Linked DNA regions of Homo sapiens: all the other regions are linked to region 3. A link is a loop called in an ENCODE intact Hi-C map of the cell type or tissue named here. Cell type or tissue: dorsolateral prefrontal cortex. All regions are shown on one strand. Links, peaks and the distances in the headings refer to the core of each region. The heading gives the core; the rest is flanking DNA.

What was found. A loop is a pair of places that touch in the nucleus more often than their neighbours do. Peaks named below come from ENCODE experiments on the same cell type or tissue, not always from the same donor. Only the 100,000 strongest peaks of a DNase experiment are listed, where the experiment ranks them.
Region 1: it touches region 3 in a loop (3-fold over the local background); 7 of 110 quality-filtered maps call a loop at or near these places.
Region 2: it touches region 3 in a loop (10-fold over the local background); 108 of 110 quality-filtered maps call a loop at or near these places.

The regions. Positions count from the first base shown.
Region 1 is chr1:171,895,553-171,902,130 of GRCh38, forward strand. The region is part of intron 1 of DNM3 (dynamin 3); the gene reads left to right. Among named protein-coding and RNA genes, the nearest start is that of DNM3-IT1, 35 kb to the left of the region's middle. In dorsolateral prefrontal cortex, for the core only: a CTCF peak has its summit at 3,588; DNase peaks (open chromatin) are centred at 3,599 and 5,918; H3K4me3 peaks cover 3,240 bases; H3K27ac peaks cover 5,000 bases.
Region 2 is chr1:171,980,895-171,987,472 of GRCh38, forward strand. All of the region lies in intron 2 of DNM3 (dynamin 3), which reads left to right. Among named protein-coding and RNA genes, the nearest start is that of DNM3-IT1, 120 kb to the left of the region's middle. RefSeq lists a silencer at 2,891-3,080. In dorsolateral prefrontal cortex, for the core only: CTCF peaks have their summits at 2,887 (motif pointing left), 4,172 (motif pointing left) and 4,954 (motif pointing right); DNase peaks (open chromatin) are centred at 3,557 and 4,957; H3K27ac peaks cover 3,589 bases.
Region 3 is chr1:171,798,097-171,806,596 of GRCh38, forward strand. It overlaps the pseudogene RPS15P3. Among named protein-coding and RNA genes, the nearest start is that of METTL13, 21 kb to the left of the region's middle. In dorsolateral prefrontal cortex, for the core only: CTCF peaks have their summits at 3,503 (motif pointing right) and 3,707; DNase peaks (open chromatin) are centred at 3,514, 4,332 and 5,609; H3K27ac peaks cover 2,164 bases.

The DNA.
Region 1 (6,578 bases), core at 1,579-6,578, 97 kb after region 3:
GGTAGATTGCAAAATTTTTCTCCCATTTTGTAGGTTGCCTGTTCACTCTGATGGTAGTTTCTTTTGCTGTGCAGAAGCTCTTTAGTTTAATTAGATCCCATTTGTCAATTTTGGCTTTTGTTGCCATTGCTTTTGGTGTTTTAGTCATGAAGTCCTTGCCCATGCCTATGTCCTGAATGGTATTGCCTAGGTTTTCTTCTAGGGTTTTTATGGTTTTAGGTCTAACATTTAAGTCTTTAATCCATCTTGAATTAATTTTTGTATAAGATGTAAGGAAGGGATCCAGTTTCAGCTTTCTACATATGGCTAGCCAGTTTTCCCAGCACCATTTATTAAATAGGGAATCCTTTCCCCATTTCTTGTTTTTGTCAGGTTTGTCAAAGATCAGATGGTTGTAGATGGGTGGTGTTATTTCTGAGGCCTCTGTTCTGTTCCATTGATCTATATCTCTGTTTTGGTACCAGTACCATGCTGTTTTGGTTACCGTAGCCTTGTAGTATAGTTTGAAGTCAGGTAGCGTGATGCCTCCAACTTTGTTCTTTTTGCTTAGGATTGTCTTGGCAATGCGGGCTCCTTTTTGGTTCCATATGAACTTTAAAGTAGTTTTTTCCAATTCTGTGAAGGAAGTCATTGGTAGCTTGATGGGGATGGCATTGAATCTATAAATTACCTTGGGCAGTATGGCCATTTTCACAATATTGATTCTTCCTATCCATGAGCATGGAATGTTCTTCCATTTGTTTGTGTCCTCTTTTATTTCATTGAGCAGTGGTTTGTAGTTCTCCTTGAAGAGGTCCTTCACATTCCTTGTAAGTTGGATTCCTGGGTATTTTATTCTCTTTGAAGCAATTGTGAATGGGAGTTCACTCATGATTTGGCTCTCTGTTTGTCTATTATTGGTGTATAGGAATGCTTGTGATTTTTGCACATCGATTTTGTATATTTTGTATCCTGAGACTTTGCTGAAGTTGCTTATCAGCTTAAGGAGATTTTGGGCTGACACGATGGGGTTTTCTAAATATACAATCATGTCATCTGTAAGCAGGGACAATTTGACTTCCTCTTTTCCTAATTGAATACCCTTTATTTCTTTCTCTTGCCTGATAGCCCTGGCCAGAACTTCCAACACTTACATAGTTATATTTTTATTTAGTTAGTAAATAAACTATGACAAAACACTTGCAATTTTTTTCTGATAAAATAGTCATGTTAAATGGTTATATTCCTTCATCCTCTCCAAATATGTACGCTTTCAAAGAAGAGTAGATACTAATTCGAATATATCCTACCCAGTGTGAGGATTTTAGGCAGAGTTAACAATGAATTAAAAACTTTTAGGCAGTGTGGGGAAATTTTGCTTTCTAAAGGGAAAAATTTGCTCCCTTAATTGTTCTTTACATACTACTGCTTCTCTCATTTCATTTTCTGAAAGATTTAAGTCTTTTGGACCATCTTAAAGTGATCCCAAGCCACATCTTCTACATGAAACAGGGTTATATTTCTTCATTCAACACATATATATATATATTTTTTAGCATCTTCTTCATGTGTAACATTGCGTTAGGGGCAGAATTCCAAATTGTAGATCAGCCACCTTCTGGGTAGCTAAAATGCACTTGGAAGCAGTGGCTTCCAGACTGCTGAATTTCACGAATCAGTTTTAAAAAATGGCAATTAGTGTAGAGTTGCCACCTTTTTATTTTTGTCAAATCAGGTCATAGCAAATGAACACCAAACAAAGTTTTCACTAGGTTGGATTTGTTTTGCTCCTTCCAAATGTCTAATTTAAAATTTATACTATGTACTTTTTTCTAATTAGAATATTTTACATATTTTTCCCTATTCCATTTTTATTTGAAGTGGATTATTCTTAAACTCTTCAGCTATTATCCTCTACTCCACAAATGTCAAGGATAGACCTTTAATGAGTAGAACAGATGTCAGGGATTTGACAGTAGTGAATAATCATGTCTATCTCTTGTCAATCTTTTGATTTTAAGTGAGGGAAATGCTGTGGAGAATTGTTTCTTTTGTTGAAAACCTAGATTAGTACATGCTATGCCATAGTGAATGCTTAATGAATACATGCCAAATAAATAAAAAAAAGAATCTTCCCAAATTCTTATTCATTGACATGAAGATATAAAATCTAGCATGTTGATAACATTGAACTTTCTTAAATAATTCTATAACAAATTCTCTTCTTTTTGTATGGATTTTTCATACAATCTGTGTTAACATTTGCTTGTGAAATCAATTAGACCAACTAGAAAAATACAGTTAAATGTTTAAATTACTTTTGATCAAATGGCTTTTGTTTGATAAATGCTATCAAAAAGGACTAATCAAGTTTCTAGGTCTGCGGTTCATTTTTTTTTTTGACTAATACTTGTATTTGTACAGAACCTTTTCTTTGGAGTTTATTACTCTTGTCTATAACATTTTCAGGATTTAATTAGGAGAGGGATTTTCCTATTCAGGATATGTATAGGTCAGATTATGATGCTGTGGCATGTAGACCATACCTTAGAATTGTGTTGTATTTGGCAAGAACTTCATTTACTTTTAACAATCTGGCATTTTCTACATTTTATGGATGGAAATAATAAAAATGGGATCTTTGCCCTAATTGGCCAGTGGTAAAATTTAACCTTGGTTTTCATGGTCTTAGACTTTTTCTTAATAAGAAATTTGTTTAAAATTAGTACATTTCTTATTACCATTTTCATTTTGAACCTAATTTCACAAGTAAGCATTTTTACTGAGCATCCAGTATGTCCCTTTGCTGACCTAGTGATTCTACAAGTCCTATACCATTTGTAAGAATCAACAAGACTGATACAATAAAATTTATTTTAAATCTTCAGGATACAGATACAAGTGATTATATTTATGAAGATTTAGAGATTTATAAAATTTAATCGAGAGATTATTTCATTTTTAAAACCTATTTTTTCTTCTTATTAAAGAAAATACATGTTCATTAAAGGATATTTTAAAAACAGATAAAACTAAAAGAAAATAAAAATCACCTATAATCCAGTTACTTGGAAATTAGCCACTTTTAACATTCGGTACAGATTTATCTTATGCTATATTGTATTATACTGTTATATGATTTAAAAGTGTGTGTGTATATACATATATATATATAGAGAGAGAGAGAGAAATCATATTGTACATTTGGGCTTGTTAGCTTTCTTTTTCACTTAATAGTAGAGAGTGAATTTTTTTTTTCATATTTACTATTCTGTTACCTCATTCTTAATGATTACTTAGTCTACAGTGGGTGATAAATCCTCTCTTTTTGGATGTTTATATTATTTCTGATAACAATTTCATTTTAACTGTTGTTAGTTCTACAGGAGGTTATGCATTTGACTTTTTACAAGAAAGGGGTGATGAGTAGTATTTGAAACTAACGTGAGTTTGTAGGGCCGTAGTGTCCTCCGGATGTTGGGAGCTATTGCTCTGGGGCATTGTTCCTCTTAGCCCCTCCGGACGCTTGCCTAGCTGGGCTGAGGCAGGCTGAGGCCTGTTTGTTGTTAGCCCAGCTGCAAGAGCAGTGGCCTTAGTAACGTCAGCAGGAACAGAGCAGGCTTCATCTCTACCCTTTGTCTGGATTTGGTGCTGGTGTGTTTTCCCCGCTGCTGCCATGTGATGGCTCGTAAGCAGCACTACACACTGGATCTGTAACTCCTTTTGAAAGCTCTATTGTGAGATGCTGCTGCGTTTCAGTGGAGGGGAGATTTTTGCTAGTGTGCCACTTTTGGTTTCTTTCAAATGTGGATGTGCCTTCCTCTAAAGAATCCTAGGTAAGGAAAGCACTAGTTTTGAAGTGACTAAAAATGAATTAAATTATCCTTTCCTCCATGCTTCCTATGGTGGAACGGTAGTAAAATAGGAAAGTAAGTACTCAGATTTCCTTGCCTACTTTGCATTATAGTTAATCACCACGGGAGAGGTGGGAAATGAGAGAGTGAGAGTGGGAATCAGGGAAGATTTCCTAAATGAAATAATATTTGAATGAGGTGATAAAGAATAATAATGGGTGGCAGGAAACACAGAAATGTGGATAATGGTAGTTACTAAGGGTTTGTTTATGTACTCATCCATAAAACATTAGTTGAGGGCCTATGCTATACCAGGAGTTATACTAGACTTTGGATACCCAAGAATTAATTAGACATGGTTCCTGCTTTTTACGGGTTGACAGTCTGGTTGGGAAGATGGAAAATAGACAAAACATATATAGTGGGTTCTATAGTAAAGGTTTCTACAAATAACATGGAAGTATCATAGTCCAGACTAGGCAGGTTAAGAAAAGTCTTTTCCTAGGGGTTGACACCTGAGATGAGACTTGAAGGACAAATGGGCAAGGGAGAAGGTACACCAGATAGAAGAAACTGCATGTGCAAAGGCAAGGATGCAAGAAGGAAGCTGGAATATCCAGGCACTGCAAGGAGTTCAGTGTACAGCAAAAGAGAGACTGCACAGTGGGGGAGGATTGGCAAGAAGTAATTTACGAGGGCTTAAGACAGTAAGGGACGTGGAGAAAATCAAGGACAACCCCCAGATTTTTACTTGGTTGGTAGTGCTATTCGCACTGTATGTTTTCATTGCAGAAAATAAACAAGGAGGGACAGATTCAAAGAGGACAATAGCGTATTCAAATTAGGACACGATGCGTTTGGGGTACTTGTGATATATCGATATAACAAGTAGAAATCTGGGGCTCAGAAGAGAGATTGGGGCTGCAGATTCACGGGTGGTAGCCATTAGCAGGGGGTGGATGAAACCACCGAGGGGGAGAACATGCAGAGTGAAAAGATGGCTGGAAAAAACCCCAAGAAGGAGCGGACAACCAAAGATACTGAGAAGGAGGCAAGGAGTTGGAGGAAAAGCACAGAAGACAGGCGAGGAGACAGAGGTCAGCAGTATCAAGTTTTTCTGAAAGAAGAAATCAGATAAATTTTCACCACTTTTAGGAATGAGGCCATTGGTGATCTTGGTGAGGGCGGCTTCCAGGGTGAAGTAGGAAACTGACCTGAATTTCAGCAGGGCAGCAGTCAGGGTGGCGTGATTTAAGAATTTTCCTTTAAGAAGCTTGTCTGTGGAGGAAGGAGTGAGGAATGATAGCAGATCTAGGACTGTATGAAACAGGATGGAGAGAGATGATGGTTTACTTGTCTTTTTCCCCAAGGTTAAAAAGCTGGAACATTTTTATACTAATGCCGATAAAATATGCATATTATTGATACTTTGAAATGTATGAGGCCGGGCGCGGTGGCTCCGCCTATAATCCTAGCATTTAGGGAGGCCGAGGCGGGCGGATCACGAGGTCAGGAGATCGAGACCATCCTGGCCAACACGGTGAAACCCAGTCTCTACTAAAAAAAAAATAGAAAAAATTAGCCGGGCGTGGTGGCGGGCGCCTGTAGTCCCAGCTGCTCGGGAGGCTGAGGCAGGAGAATGGCGTGAACCCGGGAGGTGGAGCTTGCAGTGAGCCGAGAGCGCGCCACTGCACTCCAGCATGGGCGACAGAGCGAGACTCTGTCTCAAAAAAAAAAAAAAAAAAAGAAAGAAATCTATGAAGTTCAGCACCTAGGAAAGATGACAGTCTTGTAGTCATACCCCACCTGCCGGAATTGAGAAATCCAAAAATTTATTGTTTTGTAATTGTGACAGAAAAAAAAATCATCTATGATGTCTTATACAGCATTTTCGCACTCTTGATTTTTCCATATAATCCCGAAAGAAGACAGCACGGAGAGACAAGAGGTGAATGAAATAGGCCCTGAGCAGCTGAGGTGGTGGAGCAAAGTTCCTCTAGATTACTCACCAGTGAACAATTCAGGCCCTTGCACAGAGCCCACTCAGCTCCACACAACTCTCACCAGTCAGCTTGTCTGACATCTACACCCATTACAGAGGAGGAGCAAGGAGGAGCCGCGTGGGTGAGGGCAGGCACACTGATGCCCGGGAGAAGTGGTAGTCAATATGCTGATAACGAAGGAGGGACAGACATGTCAGAAAATGCCTCCAAAAGGAATAATAATGCCAATAAAAGCTCACAACTTGTGCAGGGTTACCAGACCCCTCTGTAATAGCAACTGAAGGCATCACTATGTTTTAACATAGTAGCAATAATTGGTATTTCAAATGAATGCTCCATCAAGAAATGTTTAAATACTCGGTATACTATGTTTTAAGAACGTGAACAAGAAAATGCCAACTGCATTTTATAGTTTGACATTAAAATAAAATTTTGGCAATTAAAGTGCTAGCTGGGACCTTTCCTAAAGGGTCTCACTCTGTTACTATTTGTAGGGCATCCAAGGCTTAGTGCTTCTTACATAAATTGATGAGAGATAGAGCTGTGATGTGTAGAAGGTACAGAAAACCTGGTTATAGATGAAAAGAATGCCCAGGAAGCTATATTAGTTCAAGTTTACATTTCCATAGCACATTTAAAAAAATAATAATTTTCAATCTGTATTGCCCTGTGAAATCATAAAAAGGTTAATAAATAGAATTTTTCAAGAATTAATAACCCCATTCTATTCTGAAACCTGGAA
Region 2 (6,578 bases), core at 1,579-6,578, 180 kb after region 3:
TGAGTAGCTGGGATAACAGGCACCTGCTATCACACCTGGCTAATTTTTGTATTTTTCATAGAGACAGGGTGTCACCAAGTTGGCCAGTCTGGTCTCGAACTCCTGACCTCAGGTGATCCACCCGCCTCAGCCTCAGTGGTGGGATTATAGGCGTGAGCCACCGTGCCCGGCCTACAGATGTTCTTTACTCTAAATATAATAGGCATTAGGGAAACACAGAAGAGTAAAATGTATCTCTGCCTTTGAGGAAATATGTTTTTAAATATAGTCATACATAGATGCTTTATACAGCCAGTGAATTCAGCTTGTTGCACTGAAGACAGTCCCTTATGTATATGACCCCTGTACTCTGTTTTCACTGGAGCCCTGTGCTCACAAAACATTGCTATTAAAACATTTCAGAAATAAGAAAACTCCAGTTAAAATTTTGAGGAACCTTGATTCTTAGAATAAAGATGGACAAGAGATCATTTTTTCCTAGTGCTCTATAATAATTCCTTTCTACTTAACCTTGATTAATTAAGACATATACATATTTTTACTCATGGAAGGGGCATATTGGAAATATTTAAATTCTTACAGTCATGCTGTGCTTTTCACAGATGATTGGAACATTGCCCAGGCATAAATGCATCTCATCCTTCCCCCAAACAGTTTGTCAGTTGTTTAACCTAGCATAATTTGTTTTTCATGACCAGTAAAAATGACAGTGCTAAAATGTTTTAAAAGGAAATAAAAATAAAATAGAATTATAGCTCTGATTTTTTAAATATTCTCCTTTTTTCCTTCCTAATCATTCTTTGATATAGTAATGTATCTTAACCTTTGCTTCAATTGTAGGCTATTTTTAACATTGTAAAAACAGAAAATAATCAAAACTAGGAGTTTTATTTTGTGAAAATGAAAACAGAGAAATTTTATTTTGTGAAAATGAAATAAATTTCAATAAGACAGGTTATACTGCGACAAAATAAAATTTCACGGATGCGTTATCACGGTTTCAATGCTTATGTACACATAACCTTCATCCTTTGTATGACTTTGTGGCTAGGAGATTTAATGCACTGACTACTCACATTGATGCTGGGCTGAAGCCTCAAGTTGTTTGAGGAAAAGACCATTTCATGTGCCCAACTATGAAGCATTTAGAATGAAAGGAATACTGAGAACATGTCAAGAGAGCTCATGCCACTGGAAATTGTACCTTTCTGTAAGAAAGAATGTATCTCAAAACTATAAGATGAGATTGTGTAACCTTCAGACATGTTAGTTCACCATAGTATAAAACCGTGGTAAACTATGGTATACTATGGTTTACCATAGTATACTATAGTAGAAGACACACATTTAGCAGCTATTAAAAGATCCAGCTATTGATCAGCTAGTACAACTCGTTCTATAGAGTTTGACTTAGATGCTAGAATTTCCTTCATCCCCAAACTACAATTATCATCATAGAGACAAGAGGACACAGATCTATGAGTCTCTGGAGCTAGGTAGAAGACAGATTACAGGTAGCCCTTTCCTGAAAAGCCAGGTCAGCTTGTTTTGCTGAATTTTCCATCCTGTAGGTTGAATTCTTTTCCAGGAGGCTCTTTGGTTTCCGTAGAAAAAAGTACTTTGTGGTTCCTGCCCTATCGGTTTTCCAGATAGGCTGGGCAGGTCTGAACCCCAGTGATGGACATAGATTAGACCCAAATTGTCATCCCTGCTGTGATTACTCTGAGGTCACTCATTTAGGATCACTTTTTGCATGCATGTGTGTGTTTGTGTGTGTGTGTGTGTGTGTATAATGCATTTTGTATTTATACAGTATTATAGTAGTATATAAACTGTATAATAGTACTTATACAGTTTAACCAGTGAGATGGTTAAATGGTTAACAAGTAAACCACATAGTTAACCAGTAAAGATGTAAAATGACTTCAGACAAATATGATCAATCTCTACAGTCCCCTGATGAATTTCACAGGTTCCCACCACCATCAGTTCTACCTATTCATCTCATCCATGCTCATTGTTCTGCCTCTTTCCTGTTCCTATGGATGCCCTGGCATGTTTGTTTCTTTCTTTCTGGCCTCCTATTTCCCTCCCCTCAGACATCACTTCAGCATCTGTGCCTTCTCACTTCCCTTATCCTGGGTGTTACCATTTCAGCCTATGAGCATGCCATTAATTTGCCATCTTTACAAAATTCTCTCTTGACTTCACATCCCTCTGTAGCTGCCCTCTCCCTTCTCTCCTCTTCTTTACAACAAAACTCCTTAAAAGAACTGTTGGCTGGGCACAGTGGTTCACTCCTATAATCCCAGCACTTTCAGAAGCCAAGGTGGGAACATCACTTGAGGCCAAGAGGTCGAGACCAGCCCAGGCAACACAGTGAGACCTCATCACTACAAAAAATAAATAAAAATTAGCCAGATGTGGTGGCACACTGCCTGTAGTCCCAGCTACTCAGGAGGCTAGGGTGGGAGGATCACTTGAGCCCAGGAGGTTGAGGCTGCCTTAAACCTCCTCCTGAAGGATCCTCAAGTTGCCAAATTCTAAGATCCATTCTTAGTCCTCATGTTACTGGACATGTTGGCAGGGTTTGATGGACGTCTCCTCTTTTCTTGGCTTTGTTTTCCCCTTACTGTTTTCTCCTACCTTCTAAGTCTCCATCTCCTGACCTCTAAACTTTGGAAAACCCAGGGCCTGGTACTCTGACCTCTTCCCTGTCTAACTCTTGCTTAGTGATCTCATCACTTACCTGACTTGAATGACTACCAAATATATATCTCTCACTTGGACTTCTCCATGAACAAAAGATGCATATATCTAGCCGTGAAGATATTTTTGTACAAATTAGAAAAAGCTGCCCTTTCCTCAAGCACATGACTGCCATCTTCTGGAAATTTTTCAGAGTAGAGACACCTATCCAAAGACTGAATATGAATGGTGTCTCCTTCAGCTGTGTGGTCCTCAACCTTAGTAGCAGTGCTTTTTCTCAACTTGGATGGGTGTGTCATGGCCATCACAAGCTTAGTAGGTCCCAACCCACATCCCATCCCATCCCATCCCTTCTCATCCTCTTCCCTTCAGTCTTTTTCTATTTCAAACTTTTTCTGGTGGCTTAGGTCAAACCCTTTGAAGTTATCCTTGATGCTTCTCTTTCTCTCATATCGCAGCTTAAATCCATCAGCAAATTCTGTTGCTTTTTCTTTCAAAATACATTAGAATTTAACCACTCATCACCACCCCACTGTTGCCACCCTGGTCTAAGCCTCAGCAGCTCTCCCCGGGATGATTTCAATAGTAAGCTTCCTTTCTTGCTCATCATTGTCTGTCCTCAACACAGCATCCACAGTTGTTTCAAACCTAGGTCACAGCATGTTTCTACTCTACCCCAAATCCTTCAGATGGTCTGCCATCTCACTCAGCGAAAAATCAAAGTCCTTAAAATGGTCCACGGGCCCTCCACATCCAGGCCTGTCCACAGCACTGGCCTTGTTTCCCACCTCCCTCCCCTCCACACCGCCCGGTGCTCCAGCCACGTGGACCTGGCTGTCCCTCAACATGCCGAACACACATCTGCTTTAGGCACTCTGCCCGGATGCCCTTCCATACAGCATGGCCTGCTGCCTTCCTTTCTTGAGTCATTGCTCAAAGGTCACTTTACCCTGTCATGGAAGCCTTCCTTATCTATACCACATAACCAAGCAACCCCTTTCCCAGAGCATTTGCTATCCCCCTGCTATTTTATTTTCTCCATAGCACTTAGCATCACACACACACATATTGTTTACTCTTTTACCTGATTAGAATTTAAGCTTCGTGAGCCTAGAGACTTATTTTCCCCCCTTAATTATATCCCAATTTCTAAAACAGTTCTTGGCAAGTAGAGTGATCTCAATAAATATTAATCAAATAAATAAATGAATACAGGAATCCTTGAATCTGTCTGGGGGACACTATTCTCAACAAGACACTGCAAATTGACCAAGGGGTTGACAAAATAAATAAAAATACACAAAGGTTTGAGATGGTCCTGAACAATTATCATCTCTTGATTCCAAGATAAAAGTATTTTCAAGAGTTTGAGAACTCATTTAAATCTAATTTGAAAATTGCATTGATTTTACACCCTTCCGGAAGGGCATGTTTCCTGCAGAGAAAGCAAGTAGGTGCCATCTAGTGGCAACAAAGGAGATCCACATTTGTGTTAACTGGAATGTATCGATTAGCAGTGATTGAAAATGTAGTTCCTGATCCAGAAGCTTATGAACTCTATGACAGAACAGTTGTGATAGCCATAAGTCTTGAAGGGTGCATTTTCCATGGAATATATGGCATTGAAAAAAACACAGTTCCATTTCTTCTAAATTATTTCTAATTTTTCCTTTTAATTTTTGCTTGTTTTCTGGGATTTGACTTCTTTTGTTCTTTTGTTTTTCGTATTGTTTTGTCCTCTACTTATCTATATACTCTTACATTCACATGGTACTGGCCTAGGCTTTGAATGGGTAATAAAATAAAGGCTCTATCTTCTGGGAATTTATATTCTAATAAAGACAGTGCCTATGAGGGTAAGTATAGAAGAACATGCCTTATCTTGATGAACTGATCTCTTCAGGCCAGATTTCTGCAGCCTGTTGAGGCTTTACTGTTGGATATACTTCCAGCATTAGAGGAATGAGCTTTCGGGAGACTTAGCTTGCTGTTTTTCAGAAAGTGGCACATTATATGGAGAAACTAAGATAGAAAGAGAAATACTCATGTCCATGCATGTTGTCAGGAAAGACAGAAATTAAATCCGTCTCTGATTCTCATTCTAACATCCAAAAAGCTAGGTCATTTCAATTCTTTGGTAAATTAAAGTAGAAACTTTTTGGTCCACTTTGGGAGCTTGTGACCTTTCCAGCCAGAGTGGCTGGGGTTGGTACTGGGAAATCTTTGCCACCAGAGGGCCTGAGTGGTGATGTGACAAAGCAAGATAAGGGTGTGAGGCCCAGGAAGGAGACAAACTTAGGGTGCTGACACTCACATTAATGCACACGGCCTTTTCACAGCTGAGTAGCACCAGAGGACAAAAGTTGGACTAGTGGAATATGACAAGAAAGCAGGTTTCATACCAAACATAAATATTTTCCAATCAGAGCTTTTTCCAATGAGATCAAAGTTTCTGTTACCCAATAGTGGATGGGTCCGAGCAGAGACTGGATGACAACCTGCCAGATTTGTTGAACCTATGAAGGTTCTCTGATTCTCTGGAAGACCTCTTTCTCCCTGCACATGTAAAAATCCTCCCTACTGTTCAGTATTCAGTCCATACCCCACTTCCTTTTTTGGGTACCACAGCTTAAAATCATCTTTTCTATCTCTACCTTTCTTATCATTTTAAGAGCAGGTTAGCATTTACATTATGCTACCTGCATTAATGTTTTTTCTCAGTGGTCTAATCCTTAGCTTTTTGAGTTAATGCTAACCTGCTTGAAGACACGGACCACATCTGAGCTAAGTGACAAATGATTCTGTATTGTTATCTTTTAGCATTGAAGGTGTATGTAAGACTCTTTTATCCTTTCCACACAGTGTTAAATCTAACCCTTGTTGATCTACCTGCAGTAACTAAAGTGCCCGTGGGAGATCAGCCACAATAGCTCTCTTGCTATTGACCTTGCCATTTCATCTTCAAGAGTGAATATTAAATGTTTATGATGGGTAATGGTAGTAAAGCTACCAATAATTGCCACATCTGGCTTTTTTTTTTTTTTTGAGATGGGGTCTCACTTTCTTGCCCAGGCTGGAGTGCAGTGGCATGATCACAGCTCACTGCAGCCTCGACCTCACAGGCTCTTATCTGGCATTTGGGTCCAAGATGCTTAGGCATAGTCTAAGTTTAGTTGTACAATTCTTCATTGAGATATTAGATAAACTAAAATCTTTGTGGAGATTTGTTTCTTTGTTAGATTTATACTCATTTAAAAAATCTAATAGTACTGTACTAGCTTTTCTTTTAAATTGTGGTGTTTTTTACATACCTGATTTCTCTCAAAGTAGGTACAGAAATTGATAATACACCAGCTTGTAGGATGTTACTGAAAATTTAAAAACCCAGTTTTGTTATTTATGTAGTTATTTTAGTGTTTTTCCCTCTGCTGAGGGATTTTTTTAAAATTTTACATTACAGGTAAATATTTGCTTTGATATAATACTCTATAACTTTTTTCCTTGAGAAATTGTCTTTGTATAAGTTGATGTGGTATTTTCAATAGTGTGTTTTTAAGCTAAAGGATTCCATATATTATTTATTTTTAACAAATTAAATGATTTCCCTTAACTTATTTTGCCTTCTGAAGATATATTTATATAACTTGGCATTCCATCCTGATGAAATGGTGATACTGAAGAGGGGAATGCTAACAGAACTCAGAGGTATCCCAGATCTAATGTCTTTAACAATCAGGTGCTGTTGTTTGCTTTATCATTTGGATAGCCAAAATTTTCTTTAAATTATTTAATAGGCTAGATGGTTTAGGGACTGGTTTTAGTATTTAATTGCTTATCTGAAAATTGGCAAATTTAGCATCTATAGCATT
Region 3 (8,500 bases), core at 1,568-6,567:
TAGGAGGGGATCTTCCCCTGGAACCCCGTAACGGGAAGATTATCCCTCATGTCAGGTCTGTGTACCCCAGAGGACCTTACTTGGCAAGTCCTTTCTTTTTTCTTCCTTGTTTTTGAGACAAGGTCTCTGTCACCCAGGCTGGAGTGCATTGGCACCATCACGGCTCACCGCAGCCTTGACCTTTTGGGCTCAGATGATCCTCCCAACTCTCAGCCTTCCAGGTAGCTGGGACTACAGCATGTACCACCATACCTGGCTCATTTTTTGTAGAGACATCCACCTGCCTTGGCCTCCCAAAGTGTTGAGATTACAGGCATGAGCCACTGTGCCTGGCCACTCTATTTTTTTTTTTTCTCTTGAGCTTGTGCAGTGTCAGGATGGGTTATGGAGGCCCAGGGTCTGAGTCAGAGGAGCTCATCTGCCTGTCCTTGGTCAGATCACCCTCATGCTGTGCAGAGTTTGGAGCAGCACATTTGGGTGGCATGGCCAAGCTCTAGGCGTTATCAGAATAAGGTCTCAGTTAAATCTTAGGGGCAATGGTCTACAGAGGCACGAATTTACATGTCGCTTCCCACATTTGGAGGTGGGAAGAGACACTCATGGGTGATGATTATCAAGACTTAAGTATAAAAGAAGAAGGAAATTGGTTATGTGCTGAAGGCTGGAGAAAGACCAAGGGACAGAAGTGAGGCAGTTTTCGGCTTAATTTCCTACAAATGAAATTTGTACCAACGAAGACCAGTGTGTTCACCAGAACACTTGGTGGCTGCAGCCTGCTTACTCAAACCCTAGTCTGACTCCCCTCTGGAGCTTGCTGGATTGTGAGGAAAGTGGTGTGTGTACAGACAGCCATTGGCCTGAATCCCATCTTTTCCACTGGAGAGCTTTTCACTTTTGCCTTAATGACAAGCAAATGGTTCCTTATGGGAATTTTGCCTAACTTTAGGGGTGAGCGCTCTAGAGGAGGGGGGAGGGTTAGAAGCTTCAATGCCTACCAGACCAAGCAAGTAACAAATATGTGGAGTGAGTGAGCCAGGTATAAAACAAAAAGGCTAGGATGAGACCTGTGGCAAACCAGAGAATAAATATCCCCTCTAAAGGCAGCGGCTGTCCCAGCTGAGCTGTCTTGCAGGAGCACTGTCTTAGCATAGCTAGGTCTTTAAGAGAAGCCAGAAATCTCGTGCGTGTGTGCGTGTGTGTGTGTGTGTGTGTGTGTGTGTGTTGACATTAAAATGTTGGCCAATCAGTATACATTTTCAAGTTATAATCTATTTTGCATAGAGAGATTATAGGGGAGATAGCCTATGGAATTCCTGAGAATCTGGCATGCACCCAGCTTCTGAGTACAAAACAAGGAGCAAGCTGATAGCAATGAGTTACAAAAGTCTGGAAAAGTCTTATCTATGACCTCAATTTTCTTTAATGGCTACAGCTGAGTGGGGATGGTCCCATCATCCTTGGGAGAGTGTACAATTTAGCTTCCCAGGACTATCAGAGAACTGAATGAGAATAAATCACATGACAGTTTGTGCCCTCGCCCCTCCCCCCATCCTAAAAAAGTTCTGTGACAATGTAAAATTGGTAAGCCTGCCTATTGCCCTTCTCTGCCTTTTTGCCCTTGTCCCTCACCAATTTTTCAGTGTGTGCCTCCAGTCTTCTGTCATGGCTGCCTGCTAACTGGGCCTCTTCTCTAAGTCTGTCTTCTTATGGATTGGGTAGACCAGTAGTTATTTTTTTTTTTTTTTTGAGACAGGGTCTCACTCTGTTGTCCAGACTGGAGTGAAGTGGTATGATTTTGGCTCACTGCCACCTCTGCCTCCCAGGCTCAAGCAGTCCTCTTGCCTCAGCCTCCTGAGTAGCTGGGACTATAGGCGCACACCACCATGCCCAGCTCATTTTTGTGTTATTGGTAGTGACAGGGTTTCACCATGTTGTCCAGGCTGGTCTCGAACTGCTGGGCTCAAGCAATCTGCCTGCCTTGGCCTCCCAAAGTGCTAGGATTACAGATATGAGCCACAGTGCCTGGCAGAACCAGCAGTTATTCTCAGCTGCACATTGGAGTCATTGGATATGGTAAGCAGAATAATGTTCTCCCAAAGATGTCCATGTCCTAATCCTTGCAACCTATGAATGTTATGTTACACTACACAACAAAGGGAAATTAATGTAGCAGATGGATTTGATGTTGCTAATGAGCTGTCTTTAAAATAGGGAGATTATTCTGAGTAATCAGATACAGACACTGGGTGGACTCCACGTAATCTCAAGGGTCTTAAAATGTGGAAGAGGCAGGCAGAAGACTCAGTGTCAAGAGTGAAGCAATGTGAGGAAGACTCACCAGTCATTGCTGGCTTTGAAGACCATAGGCCACTAGCTAAGGAACATGGGCAGCCTCTAGAAGCTGGAGAAGGTAAGAAAACTAGAGCTTCCCTAGAGCTTCCAGCAGGGAGTGCAACTCTACCAATACCTTCAATGTAGCTCAGTGAGACCCATTTTGGACTCCTGATACGGAACTATAAGATAAGAATTTGTGTTGTTTTAAGCCGCTAAATTTGTAGTAACTTTACAGCAGCCATAGAAATTGAATATATCTGGGAAGCTTTAAAAAAATGCCTAGGCCTGGCCCCACCCCCACAGACTCTGATTTAATTGGTCTGGGGTGCAGCCTGTGCATAAGAATTTTAAAAAAGCTTTCCAGGTGATGGATGCTGTTTTGCAGCCAAAATTGAGGACCCCTGGAGAAGAGGTTCTGTGGATGGATATGTCACAAGGTAAGGAGGAAGGAATTGCCAGCTAGTCTCATTAATGACTGCTGGCTTAGCTCTGAAATGCAAACATCAGCAGTCACTTGGTAATTGGAACATACTCCCCTCCGACCTTCACATTAGCCCACACCTTAGCTCTTTGCCCTTTGAGTGATGGCAGTAGTGTGAGGAGTCAGCTTGTTGCATTGGACGATTTCCTCCATGGGGCACAGCAGCCTCACTCCCTGCTATAATTGGGCCCTGAGTGTACCTCCTAAGGACTGCTTAATAAAGCTCAAAGTCTAGTAAACCATAAGTCATACAGTTTCCCTCTTGTGGCTTGTCTTGCCATTTGATTCCTGCAGATTTGTTAACAGCTAAATGGTCGATAATAAAAACCATTAAGTTGGATTTTTCTTTTTTATATACCCAACTGGCATTTTTTTGGAGAGGTTGTTCTGTGCCAGACACTGTGCTTGTGTTGATAAAAAGAGGAAAGATAGCTTCTGCTCACCAACTAGCTGGGGAGAACAAATTACACAGCACGTGGATGACTTCAGCAACCACCTGTGCATAAAGTGTAAGGGCAGCATACAAGATGGTCAGATGTTTGCTTAGAGTCTTCTTAGATCCTCTTGCTAGGCAGACAAAAAAATCCAGCCTCAATAAAAACTGCCCCCTTAAAGTGACTGAAGGCTGGACTCATGGTTTTGTTTTTCTAGCCCACGTCTCACTTGGTTCCTGTGCTTCCCACTAGATGGCACTAGAAATCACATTTAAGTGCTTGGGTGGCTGTAAAAAATTCTTGGGAACCTGGCACTTCCAGGGGCTCTTTCACCTGAGCCGTATTTCCTGTGTCTTTCTCTGGTCAATGAAGACAGACTTCTACTTTACTTGTTGTTCTCTTGCTTCACCTAGTACCCTATGCCCTCTGCTCTTCCACCATCACCTGTTTCCTGTCCATGCACATGGAGACAGCACCATTTTCTCCAGTGGTGGAAGCCTGTATAAGGCAGAGATCCTTTTACCCCTACATCCCTGATTTTAGAAGTAATGGCAGGAAATACAGCAATGGAATAATGCTAGTAAGACATGAAGCTCGTGGCACATAAGAAGAAAAAAATGTAACAACATGCATCTGGGCCTGAGCTGGTATGTCTTCAAGTTTTCTGCCAAGATGTAAGTCATTTTTATCATAGTAGTAAATTGGTAGATAAATGTTGGTAGAAGTAAAATTTGATTGAAATAATGGATTTTTTAATGCAAACCTGTCTGTAGTGGGTTGAATAGTGGCTCTAAAAAGAAATATCTAAGTCTTAAACTCCAGAACCTATGAATGTGAGCTTATTTGGAAAAAGGGCCTTTGCAGATGTAATTAAGAATCTCAAGCTGAGATTATATTGGATTGGAGTGGACCTTAAATCCAATGATAAGGACTTAGAATGGAAGGGGAAATGAGACAAGGGAGATGGGAGAAGGACATATGAAGACAGAGGCAGATTGGCGAGACATCCCCGCAAGCCAAAGAACAGCAAGGATTGCTAGCAGCTACCAGAAGCTAGGAAAGAGGCAAGGAATGATTCTCCCTCAGAGCCTCCAGAGGGACCCACCTCCTGACACTTTGCAGACTTCTGGCCTTTACAGTTGTGAGAGAATAAATGTCAGTTGTCTTAAGCCATCAAGTTTGTGGTAATTTGTTTCAGCAGCCTTGGGGAATGAATATATAGCCGAAAAGGGCTTTGTTTGTGCCACCCCACAGAACCAGAGAACCATTAATGCTAGTCTCATTAATGACTGCTGGCTTAGCTCTGAAATGCAAACATCAGCAGTCACTTGGTAATTGGAGTATATTCCCCTCCCACCTTCACACTAGCCCACACCTTAGCTCCTTGCCCTTTGAGTGGATGGCAGTAGTGTGAGGAGTTTGGCCTCCCAAAGTGCATGGGCTCTGGGCCACATGCTACCCCAGATGTGTTTAACCTTCACCAGACATTTTAAATAAAATCTATCGATTAGAAAATCGTTTTATACAAAATCTATAAAATTTCTGGATTCTTTTGAGAATTTAGAAGCTCCTGTGATGACAGGCCCATGTTCATACTTGGCTGGAACTGGCAAGCATCTTTGCCTTGTGGATGGGTGGTGTTTGCCACAGTCCCCACTGCTCTCATCTGTGTGTTTCCTGCATTTATGTTACATGCCTGGTCCTGCAGGCATTTGAGCTTGTAGCTCCTACATATTTAGCAGGACAGGTAGGCTGGGAGACACAGTCCCTTCTTTAGAACAAGGGGAAAGGAGTCCCTGGTTTTGTAGTCAGTAGTTCTGGGCGTTTTTTGTTATATAGCAGCACAGCTTAGAAGGTGGTTTCAAAATCCGGTTGCACAACAAAACCATCTGGGGTCCATTTCCTATATACTGATTCTGGACCATATCCCAGACCTACTATGTCAGAATCTTGGGTGTGTGTGTGTGTGGGGTGGGGTGGGGGAGTGATGGAGTAGGACAGAGGTAGAGCCAAGGAATCTGCATTTTTAAAACTCTCAAGCAATTCTGATAATAAACAGGCCTAGAAATAGCTGCCATAGGATATTATCTTTTAGCACTGAAAAGGGAGGCAGTTTGGGTTTTTCTTTCACTGGAGATCTTTGAGGCATGTTGTTTTAAAAAAAAGTCAAGATGGCAGAAGTGGAGCAGAAAAAGCAGCAAAGCAGAAGAAGCAGACCTTCTGCAAGTTCACCTCCTGTGGCGTGCACCCCGACCCACTGCTGGACTTGTCATGCGAGCAGCGAATGAAGCTGCACCGTGGCCTGTGGCAGAAGCAGCACTCGCTGCTGAAGCGCCTGCGCAAGGGCAAGAAGTGGGCACTGCCTATGCAGAAGCTGGAGGTGGTGAACGCGCACCTGCAGGATATGATCATCCTGCCCGAGATGGGAGACAAGACGGTGGGTAGCATGGTGGGCGTCTACAATGGCAAGGCCTTCAACCAAGTGGAGGGCAAGCCCGAGAGGATTGGCCATTACCTCGATCACCTACAAGCTCGTGAAGCACTGCCCGGCCAGGCATCAGAGCCACCCACTCTTCCTGCTTCACCACCCTCAAGGATTCTGCTCAGCCAGTAAAGGCACACACACTTCTTAAATAAATAAATAAATAACAAAATGTCTTTTCTCATGGAAATGTGAATGATTGCAATATTTTGTGGAGCTAAGGGTTTTAATTAGTCAGATTCGTTCTATTTATGAAACCAAGAAACTTGGTTTCTATCTACAAACCAAGAGTGGCAAACCAAGATTGGTTCTTTAATGAAGGCATAAAACAAACACCTAATCAATATAGTGATATCTTTTATTTATCTAGGCAAGATGGTACAATACTCTGCAGGGCCCCTTCAGCACATAAACAAGTCCTATAGCCCATCTTCTCTGTTTATTCTCATAAAAGCTGGAAATAGTTATTTCAGAGTTGTAGATTAAATCTCAGCTGAACCAGTACTATGCCTACAACATGGTACAGCACTCTGCAGGGCCCCTTTAGCATGTCAACAAATCCTATAGCCCACCTGGGTTCTGTTGAGATTTAATCTATAACTCTGAAAAAAGCTGGAAATAATGATTTCCAGCTTTTATTCTCAAAAATAAAGCTTGGATCTCTACCAGTCTTCTGAGGATGCTAATAGACTACCCAGGAAGGAAGAAGGAAATTGTGAGGGTATTTAAAGAAAGTTGTTAGGGGAAATGAAGTTGCTGTTATTTTGGTTAAGGAAGGTTACAATACATTTAATACTACAAAGCATTGCATACAGATTCAACTCATAAGGACTTTATTAAATGATTCTTTTATTCAATAAACATTTGTTGGAGTGCCTACTATGTATCAGGCACCTTTCTATCGCACTAGGAGTACTGTAATGAATAAAGTAATAAATGTCCTTGTTCATAAGCCTTATACTTAATGAAGAAAAATGAAAGGACAGCTTCATTAATGTGTGGCAGGTGCTTTTCGTACGAAGTATGACTGTTATGTAGACTATATTTATTAATTTTTAAGGCTCCTATATTAGCATGTCCTGCAGAGAAAGAAGGCTGAGCCCCCATTGAATGCTATTAATTTGCAGAAGCCTTTAGGTGCAATTTTCAAGTTAAATTTCAGGGGTACCGCTGACTGAATGTTTGCATACCTAGCGCTCTCCTTACCAGAAGAGCTATTTTCTCATGGCTACCACAGCATCTACTTCCCTATAGGAGAATAAATAAGCCCCAGGCCATTTGAAAAATGGACCACAGAAAAATTTCCTACAAAGGGCCCTCTGGATGGGCTAGGCCACTCAACCCATTTTCTAGTTATCACGTGGCAGATCTAGGACTTACCCCAACCCAAGGCTGGTGATGTGACTCTTAAACATTTTGCCTCTCCTGGAATAGCACAGTTATGGTAAGGAAGGCTGGCCAATGAGTTACAAGTATAGACTGGGTTGATTCCAGGTCATTCATTGATGAGAGGGCAGAGCCAGGACTAGCTACATGTCTCTAGGTTTCCAGTTCAGTGCTTGCCACTATGATAACCATCTTGTCTCTTTGAACGCAAAAGTTGAGAACCCTAGCAACATGAAGATGTTAAAATGTAATCTGTTTTGCTATCCAATCAAGATCGATGGACCGAGAATGGTTGTGATGTCCTAGCAGAGTGCTCAGTAGACCCAATAAGTGAAGTAGTTGTGGAAAGGCATTGGTGTGAAAGCTGTGGGTGTTATCAAGACCCAGAGCTGCAGTGGTCTAGCGCCTCAGCCAGAGCAGAGAATTTCCTTTATTGAGACTTAGCTGAGACCTGCACTACACGAAGACCTGGAGGTCACCATGCAGGCACACAGGCACAGGGATGGAAGCTTTCCTCTTTTCCTTCACTCGTTCTCCCTGATCCTTTGTTAAGCTCTAGCCACACACCAAACACTATGCTGGGGCAATGGGGGTACAAACATCAAGAATCTTGTGTTTTGATAAGCCATCAAATTGGATTATGTTGCCAAGGTGATGGCTCTGAGGAGTGAAGGTGGAGAGAAGCAAAGCTAGGCTGACCTCACTCACTTTGCCTGGCTCTTTGGGGGCGTTGCTGGTACAGAGAGCTGCCAGCCTTAGTAAAACCGAAAGCAAAGATGACCAAGCCGTTCAGCCTTTCAAAAATAGTTCCTACACTTTTCTGGTGAGAAAAAGAGTTCCTTAGTCAGGAATTATGATCCTATTAGTTCCTAGTTGTAAAGCATAGTTGTTAAAAGAAAGAGAACTAACATTTACTAAGGACTTACTATGTTAGAGGTACCATAGAAATATCAGGAAATTTTAAAAGCAGCTTTATTGAGGTGTGACTGACATATAACAAACTGCACATGTTTAAATCATACCACTTAATAAGTTTTCATATTTGTATATGCCCATGAAACCATCACCAGAATCCTGATAATGATTAGCCAGGTATGGTGGCACATACCTGTAGTCCCAGCTGCTTGGGAAGCTGAGGTGGGAGGATTGTTTGAGCCACTGGAGTTTAGGCTGCAGTGACCCAAGATGGTGCCACTGCACTCCAGCCTGGGTGACAGAGAGACTCTGCCTCTAAAATATATATATATATGATGAATATATATATGATATGTATATACATGCCCATCACTCCACAAAGTTACCTTATGCTCCTTGTAATTCCTTCATCCCACTTTTCCCACCCCAAGTCTTGTCCTTAGACAACCAGTGGTCGGCTTCCTGTCA